Linked DNA regions of Mus musculus: region 2 is linked to region 1. Evidence: chromatin contacts called from ENCODE Hi-C or POLR2A ChIA-PET data. All regions are on one chromosome and are shown on one strand. The core of a region is the stretch at or near the end of the contact, and the rest is flanking DNA. Distances in the headings are between cores, read along the strand shown. Region 1 holds the start of Nusap1 (nucleolar and spindle associated protein 1). Region 2 holds the start of H3f3c (H3 histone, family 3C).

Region 1 (4,365 bases), core at 158-2,657:
ATAAATAAATAAACAAACAAATAAATGTGATAAAACTGTTTTTAGATTATAACTTGGAACAGAAATCTAACTCTATTCTTGCATGCATTTTTCTTGATATAGGCAAACATTGTACTTCTGAGCTATAGCACATCTCCAAATCTGTAATTAAATTTTTGTTTGTTTGGTTTTTCAGACAGGATTTCTTTGTGTAGCCTTAGCTGTCCTGGAACTAGCTCTGTAGACCAGGCTGTCCCTGCATTCACAGAGATCCTCCTGCCTCTGCCTCCCTAGTCCTGGGATTAAAAGTATGTGCTACCACCGCCAGGCTTATAATTAAAACTTTTAATCAGGCTTTTTAAAAAAGAGGTTGGCCAGGCGGTGGTGGCGCATGCCTTTAATCCCAGCACTTGGGAGGCAGAGGCAGGCAGATTTCTGAGTTCAAGTCCAGCCTGGTCTACAAAGTGAGTGCCAAGACAGCCAGGACTATACAGAGAAACCCTGTCTCAAAAACAAAAAAAACAAAAAAAAGAGGTTGGGTGCAGGTTCCCATGCTTGTGATCCCAGCACTTGCAGGCAGAGGCAGAATTGTAAATTCAAGGAAAGACCTTTATTACCAATATCAAAAGTAAAATAATTTGTAACTATATCAAAAATGTCACTTCAGGGCCAGTGAAATGACTCGGTGGGTAAAGGTATTTGCTACCAACCCTGAGAAATTATAACTAATAACTAATAACTAATAACTAATAGTCCTAGTTCTCTCACAGACCTTAAAACCTACATCCAACTTTAACTTTCACCAATGCCATGTTTATATGATTCAAACCGGTAAAGAGTTTACAACTCAAACATACTCTATGGAGAGCGTAAACATGTCACAAGACAAAGTTTCTTTCTTGTTTACAACAGTTACATACTCTTCACTGTCATTAAATCGGGAAATATATAGAGAGCGCCACCTCAGGAATTCTCCACACGTACCTGGACTTGAGAAAACCTTCTATGCCAACCAAAAAGGGCTCTAACAAAACGACGTTGTTTGTGACTTCTGGAAGACAAAACGGTTTTGAGAAGAAATACCTGCCAGCAGATTCATCTGCCCATAAAACTTAACAAAATGGGTGGGGCTCAGCCAAGGGCGCTGGGTTAGCTCAGGCGACGGCCTGGGTTTGAAGCCCAACTCGGGAAAACAAAACAAACCCCTCCCTCCCCTGGGCAGTACTGTCCCCCATTCCTCATCTGCCTCTGGTCTATCTTCCTCACAAACTACCCTCGCCTCACTCACTGGAGAAGGCCAGGGCGCCGAGGGACCGCGACAGGTCCCAGGCGAGGTGCAGGGTGTCGCCGAGCACCGCGTAGCACCGCGCGCAATGAAACACGGCACATCTCTCCGGCTCCAACCACGCAGGCAGCCGCAGGTCGACAGGTGACGCCTTCACCTTAGACTCGGAGGACCCGAGAGGGGAGAACCCTTCCACCACCTGAGTGTCCCACTCCATGGAGGAGGTAAGAGAAAAAGGTGTATCACAAGAGTCACGACGTGACTGGGTCTCCAAGAAGCGAAGACTGCGGCGCGAGAGAGTCGCCATATTTCTTTGAAGCGCGCGCCTCTTTCTCGCACGCTCCAAGTCCCGCCCACCTGTCTCCCTGCGTCTTCATTGGACAATGTTCCTGAAAGACACGCTCTCAATACGCTCAGCGCCAGCATATTGGTATAGTTTGCGGAATAGCGGTCTTCAGCCAATCACGCTACTGGCCCGCATCGGAAACCCCACCCTCGAGGCAGTTCAACCAATGAACTTACAGCAGTCTTAATTTAAACTCCATATATAAGTCGGCTTGTCAACGTCTTGGGTGGCGCCAGTTTTGAGCCGCTCTGTTTTGAGTTGTGTGGCTGTTTTTCTGGGAATCACCGAGATTGCAGAACGCGATGACCGTCCCCTCTGCAGAGGAGCTGGACTCCTTTAAGTACAGCGACCTGCAAAATTTAGCCAAAAGGCTGGGCCTCCGGGCTAACATGAAGGTACCGTGCTGGCTGGCGGTGCGGGCAGTTGGGTGGGCGGGGTAGAAGAGACCAGGGATTTGGGGGACAGGGCGCGAAGTGACTGAGAGGAAACCCCCGAGGGACGTTATTTTGGGAGGAGTAGGTAGGTTTTGTTCACAGTGACTGGAATTTGTTAAACGAAAGAAAAGCCGAGGCTGTTACTCTAGTTGGAGGCTTTTTTTATTATATTTGGAGAACTTATAAAGACTTTTTGTTTTTTGGTTTGGTTTGGTTTTGGTTTTTCAAGACAGGGCTTCTCTGTGTAGCCCTGGCTGTCCTGGAACTCACTCTGTAGACCAGGCTGGCCTCAAACTCGGAAATCCACCTGCCTCTGCCTCCCAAGTGCTGGGATTAAAGGCATGCGCCACCACTGCCCAGCTCTTATAAAGACTTCTTAATGGAAATGCTAATACTTCCTGGTACCAAATGGGAAACGAAGGCCCATAGGACGTAATCAGTGTAATTTCCATGCCAGTTATTAGGCAGTTGAAGAAAAACTACTTTAAACGACTTCTTCTGAAAAACTCTACTTACTGTTCAGTAAACTATGACACTACCTTCACTCTCGTGAACCTTTAATGGGATGCCTGTCCACCGTGATCTAGTATGATTGTCCATACATTAATCACTATTGTGATGGTGGTCTTTTTCAAAACCGATAAGGTCTTTGAATTCTGAGTTTGCAAGGTGTTCAGAGAAAATGTGGGGATTCATTGTGAGATTGGACTTGCTATATTGAAGCTTGCCCACATGTATATACCAGAGATTTGTACAGCAAACTGCTATTTGCACTAAATCTCTAATTAGTTGTCATAAATGTTTTTAAATGGTTTAAATAGAATAATGTGGCCATAGGTACACCTTTTATCTGGCTGAACGGCACTGAAGAGTACTTAGAAATGTTTCTGAGTTTAGTGCTTAATGGCTCCCCAACTTATTGTCTAAAGCTTAGTCCTTCAGGTTTTTGCTATCTTCTCCTCTTCCTCCTCCCCCCCCCTTTTTTTTTAATGAAATAAAGTCTCATTATACTGCCTGGGCTATCCTGGAAAACAGTATATAGCTTTGAGTAGCCTGAAACTTATGCTGAGACTATATATGGGCTTGTACCTCCACCGATGGCCTGACTGTAATTGTTTATCAGACTACACCTGTTGCCTCTGCATCTCAGCTGCTCAGATGAGCACCCTGTCCTACCTCAGTTAAGTAGTTTGGGGTTTGCTTCATAGCCCCTGCTGTGTTCTTTATTTCTAGCTCACTTGGTATTTTATAAACTCTTTTCCCATTAGTCCACTGGGAGCTTCCAACAGAAGGCTTGCCTGCTTTGTTCACCAGTCTCTCTAGCTCCTAGCACAGTGCTCTGCACAATGTAAGAACAGTTAGTTCTTCCATCAATGATTAATGCTGATGAATAACACTTGAGCTTTCAGGCAACTTGAGCTTCATCCCATTTTATTTGACCTGCTAAATGTCTTCATTTGTTTCTATCTCAGACACCTCCCTTCTCATTGTTGCATCCTTGGTGAGATAGTATGTTAAGAAACCATGTCCTAGTCAGGCAGTGAGATAGATGGCTCACGGGATAAAGGTGTTTGATACACAAGCCTGGTATTTTGACCCACATAATGGAAGAAGAGAATTAACTGTACAAAACTGTCCACTGAACTCCACACCTGCACTATGGCACACACACACAAACACACTCACTCACTCACTATAAATAAGAATTTGCATCTATCTGGGCATGGTGGCACCGCCTTTAATACCAGCACTAGCGAGAAAAGGCAGAGATAGGTGGATCTCTGTGATTTTGAAGCCAATTTGGTCTACATAGTGAGTTCCAGAACTACCAGGGTCACAAAGTAAGATACAGTTTGAAACAAAAGAAAGAGAAAGAAAAGAAATTGTGGGCTGGTGAGATGGCTCAGTGGGTAAGAGCACCCGACTGCTCTTCCAAAGGTCCGGAGTTCAAATCCCAGCAACCACATGGTGGCTCACAACCATCCGTAACGAGATCTGACGCCCTCTTCTGGTGTGTCTGAAGACAACAACAGTTACATATAATAAATAAATAAATCTTAAAAAAAAAAAAAAAAAAAAAAAAGAAAAGAAATTGTTTATAATTTTGGTAGGCCTGACATATAATCCCAGCACTGGGGAGGCACATTCAGGAGGACCATGAATTGAAGTCTTGTCAAACAAACAAGACTGGGCATATTGTTCATCTTGTCAATCCTGAACTAAGCCCTAGATTAGGTAGATCTCGGAGTTTGAGGCCAGCCTGGTCCAGTTAGTGAGTTATAGGCCAGTCAACTCTACATAGTGAAACCTGTCTTTAATTA
Region 2 (4,827 bases), core at 149-2,648, 48 kb after region 1:
CTCAGAAGTTTCTCCATTTGTTTGCCTGCTGTGCTTCATGAAAGTTAGCTGACCACTGAAGTCTTTTATAGATTACATGCTATAATCTATACAAGATTACAAGTTAGCTTGAAATACTTAGGGTTTTTTTTTTTGGTTTGTTTTTTTTTTGTTGTTTTTTTTTGTTTTTTTTTTTGTTTTGTTTTGTTTTGTTTTGTTTTGAGACAGGATTTCTCTGTATAGCTCTGGCTGTCCTGGGACTCACTTTGTAGACCAGGCTGGCCTTGAACTCAGAATTCCACCTGCCTCTGCCTCCTGAGTGCTGGGATTAATGGCGTGTGTCACCATGCCCAGCTTGAAATGCTCTTCTTCTTCTTTTTTTAATAGTTTAATGTATTTTAATAGCAAACTTACAGGAACAGCACACAAGACTGACAACATTAAAAACATGTACTTGTATGTAGGACAACTCAGTTAGAAAAGTATAGTGAATGGATGGAATCTACTGTGTGATAAAAATGCTACAAACACCATTTAGTTGCTGTCAATAAGAAATTTACTTATTTTTAAAAAATCCAAATGCTGGCATTGTCCAGAAAATTTTAACAGGTTTATTTATAATTGTTATAAAGTTGAACTCTTGAAATGTGTTCACTGAAACATTTTGCTTCCATTAATGCTTTACATCTTGCATTTATATTAAAAATTCACACACAAATGAACATGGAGAAACGCCAATACCTGATTCTGTCCCCTATGTTTCCACTCGCAATCATATACTTAGGTACCTTTGACCCCATGGAAAAAATATCTAATATTCAGAACTACTGATAACAGGAAGAAGAGGAAAAAAATTTTTTTGAGAATGAAATGTTTCCCCTCATAGTGGACTCTTAAGCACGTTCTCCGCGTATGCGGCGTGCTAGCTGGATATCTTTTGGCATAATTGTTACACGTTTGGCATGGATAGCACACAGATTGGTATCTTCAAAAAGGCCAACCAGATAGGCCTCACTTGCCTCCTGCAAAGCACCAATAGCTGCACTCTGGAAGCGCAGATCTGTTTTGAAGTCCTGAGCAATTTCTCGCACCAGACGCTGAAAGGGGAGCTTGCGGATCAGAAGTTCAGTGGACTTCTGATAGCGTCTGATTTCACGGAGTGCCACAGTGCCAGGCCTGTAACGATGAGGTTTCTTCACCCCTCCAGTAGAGGGCGCACTCTTGCGAGTGGCTTTTGTAGCCAGTTGTTTCCTGGGTGCTTTACCACCGGTGGATTTGCGGGCAGTCTGCTTTGTAAGAGCCATGGTATGGACACCTCCTTACTTACCCCCCCTTCTCCTTCGGCTGGAGCTCGGCAAGGGAGAGGCGGCGCTGGCGTTGGAGAGCGGCGGCGGCGCGGCGAAGGCTGCGAACACAATTCTGAAATGCTCTTCTTAAAGATATCCTTATACCAAATCCCAAGGTCCTAACTGGAGTAACACTTGCTAGAAATATTGACCACAACAAAATCCAGACACAAGTCACTTGAGTCAACAAATAAACATTGATCATTTATGCCACAGCACCTCCAGTAGGATCTGTGTGACAAGTTCTACAGACTGAGGTGACTGACCTCAAAAGGGGAGGCCTCCTGGAACTGGTTGTGGAACTCTTCATCGGAAAAAAATTATTGAGCCATAGTTCCCATGACAATCTATCTGTTTTGTTTTCTCTCATTCCTTGTCTTATTTACATGTTCCTGGTAGCCTAGACCAAGATCTTAAGCAAGAGTAATGAATAAGAAACCATCCTTTGAGATGGGGACACTAACATGACTTTATACCCGGGGAAACCAATGATTTACTTTCATTTACAAAATTATTATGATAGATAAAAACTTCCCCAATGCCAGGCATGGTGGCACACACCTTTAATCCCAGCACTTGGGAGGCAGTGGTAGGTGGATTTCTCAGTTTGAGGCCAGCCTGGTCTACAAAGTGAGTCCAGGACAGCCAGAGCTATACAGAGAAACCCTGTCTTGACACACACCCCCAACCCCCCGGCCAAAAAAAAAAAAAAAAAAGACCAACAGCCAGGCAGTAGTGGAGCATGCCTTTCCTCCCAGCACTTGGGAGGCAGACGCAGGCGGATTTTGGAGTTCGAAGCCAGACTGGACTACAGAATGAGTTCCAGGATAGCCAGGGCTGTATAGAGAACCCCTGGATGTACCTTGTGCTGTAGCTGTAATTGGTAATGTGTAAGAGTCACCCAAGTGATACTGGTTTGAACACATGAAGGGGTCATAAATAGCAGCTGAGGCTTGGCACTGTGAGAGGCCATGAAAGGCCAATGGTAAAGGTGCAGCCTCAGTTGCAGTTCTGAACTGAAGGGTTCATGCAAAGGATTTGAGGCTTGGCAACATGAAGAGAGTCTATGAGAGGCTATTGGTGAAGCCTATCTTCAGCAGAAGATCCAGTGTATTAGAGATTCCAGTACCGTGATCACCAAGAACTGCAGTGGCAGTGGAGTGAATCAACCTGAGCTTAGAGTGCTACAGAGGCAGAGCTGGAGAAGTGATGCCCTTTGAAGGAACCCAGAAGATCATGTGTGGATCCCAGACATTGAAAAAGAAGCTATAACATTGAAGGTGCTTTGGAGACTCAAAGATATTTGAGATGCCAGAGTCATGGACTTCCTGTTGAGGAAAGTTGATGACAGGGAGTGGAACCAACCCAGCTGAAAGAAGTTTGTTGCAATTACCAAAGATGAAAAAGGAGTTGGGGGTGGAGAGATGGCTCAGTGGTTAAGAGCACTGATTGCTCTTTCAGAGGTCCTGAGTTCAATTTCCAGCAACCACATGGTGGCTCATAACCATTGTAATGGGAATTGGATGCCCTCTCCTGGTGTGTCCGAAGACAGCAACAGTGTACTCATATACATGAAATAAATAAATATAAAAGAAAGAAAAAAGAAAAGAAAAGGAGTTGGAGACCTGAAGACGATGCAGAATTTGGACTTTGCCAAGCTGAAGACTTCCTGTCTTGCTTTGGAGATTACAGATGAGTGATTGTATGAATCTCAGAAGAGACTTTGGACCTTTTAAAATGGTTTTTCGAGACAGGGTTTCTCTGTATAGCTCTGGCTGTCCTGGAACTCACTTTGTAGACCAGGCTGGTCTTGAACTCAGAAATCCACCTGCTTCTGCCTCCCGAGTGCTGGGATTAAAGGCATGTGCCACCATGCCTGGCGACTTTGGACTTTTAACATTGTTGAGATTGCTATAGATTATGGAGACTTTTGAAGTTGAACTAAATGTATTTTGCATTATACTATATTTAGGTATGGTCCTCAAAGACTCATATGTTTAAACAAGCCTATGTGGGCCAGTGAGTATAATGTGATGGTTTGTATATGCTCAGTCCAGAGAGTGGCACTATTAGAAGGTGTGGCCCTGTTGGAGTAGGTGTGGCCTTGTTGGAGTAGCTGTGTCACTGTGGGTGTGGGTTTTAAGACCCTTATCCTAGTTGCCTGGAAGCCAGTATTCTGCTAGCACCCTTCAGATGAAGATGTAGAACTCTCAGCTCCACCTGCACCATACCTAAATGCTGCCATGTTCCCACCTTGATGATAATGGACTGCACCTCTGAACCTGTAAACCAGCCCCAATTAAATGTTGTTCTATAAGAGTTGCCTTGTTCATGGTGTCTGTTCACAGCAGTAAGACCCTAACTAAGACAGTGGACTAAAGAGAAAGCTTCAGTCCACCTTAGAGACTCTGTCTCTAGAAGGACTCTGTGGTGGTTTGAATACATTTGGCCCCATACATTTATATGTTTCAATGCTTGGACATATGAATTGGCACTATTAGGAGGTATGGCCTTAAAGGGAGTGTGTCACTGTGTTGGAGGGCTTTGAGGCCTCCCAGTCTCAAACTCTGCCTGATTGTGGAATCAGAGCCATTTTTTAGTTGTTTTTTTTTTTTAAGTTTTATTTATTATTATATCTAGGTACACTGTAGCTGTCTTCAGACACACAAGAAGAGGGCGTCAGATCTCATTACAGGTGGTTGTGAGCCACCATGTGGTTGCTGGGATTTGAACTCACGATCTTCGGAAGAGCAGTCAGTGCTCTTTATTGCTGAGCCATCTCTCCAGCCCCTTGTTTTGGTTTTTCAAGGCAGGGTTTTTCTGTATAGCCCTGACTGTCCTGGAACTCACTCTGAGACTGGCCTTGAATTCAGAAATCTCCTGCCTCTGCCTCCCAAGTGCTGGGATTAAAGGCATGTGCCACCACTGCCCGCCCTAAAAGTTTTGATTTATAAGAGTTGTTTTGTGTTTGCAGCCTTCACCATGCCGCCACTGCTCTCTAACACCAGAGCCGCCTCTGGCTTGCTGTGCTCCAGCCAAAGGAGAAGGGGGTTGGGGGTAAGTAAGGAGGTGTCCATACCATGGCTCTTACAAAGCAGACTGCTTGCAAATCCACTGGTGGTAACGCACCCAGGAAACAACTGGCTACAAAAGCCTCTCAGAAGAATGCGCCCTCTACTGGAGGAGTGAAGAAACCTCATCGTTACAGGCCTGATACCTTGGCACTTGCTATCAAAGTCCACTGAACTTCTGATTTGCAAGATTCCCTTTCAGCGTCTGGTGTGAGAAATTGCTCAGGACTTCAAAACAGATCTGCGCTTCCAGAGTGCAGCTATTGGTGCTTTGCAGGAGGCAAGTGGTTGGCCTTTTTGAAGATACCAATCTGTGTGCTATCCATGCCAAATGTGTAACAATTATGCCAAAAGATATCCAGCTAGCACGCCGCATACGCGGAGAACGTGCTTAAGAGTCCACTATGAGGGGAAACATTTCATTCTCAAAA

What was found. A loop is a pair of places that touch in the nucleus more often than their neighbours do. ChIA-PET counts read pairs that join two places held with the same protein, here RNA polymerase II (POLR2A).
Region 2: a loop to region 1 is called in a map of adrenal gland, with 2.0 times the contacts of the local background. The contact joins the promoter of H3f3c here to the promoter of Nusap1 in region 1. A Hi-C loop is called at or near these places in 1 of 37 maps with a recorded cell type or tissue (adrenal gland). POLR2A ChIA-PET finds 5 or more read pairs at or near these places in 3 of 5 experiments (Patski and embryonic stem cell).

What each region holds. Positions count from the first base shown.
Region 1 is chr2:119,616,891-119,621,255 of GRCm38, forward strand. It overlaps Nusap1 (nucleolar and spindle associated protein 1), which reads left to right and starts at 1,408. Exons shown (of 11, transcript NM_133851.3): 1 at 1,408-2,005. The coding sequence starts at 1,913. Oip5 (Opa interacting protein 5) reads right to left here and starts at 1,615. Exons shown (of 6, transcript NM_001042653.1): 1 at 1,268-1,615; 2 at 964-1,030. The coding sequence starts at 1,571.
Region 2 is chr2:119,664,754-119,669,580 of GRCm38, forward strand. It overlaps H3f3c (H3 histone, family 3C), which reads right to left and starts at 1,399. Exons shown (of 1, transcript NM_001370931.1): 1 at 363-1,399. The coding sequence starts at 1,283. The coding sequence ends at 873.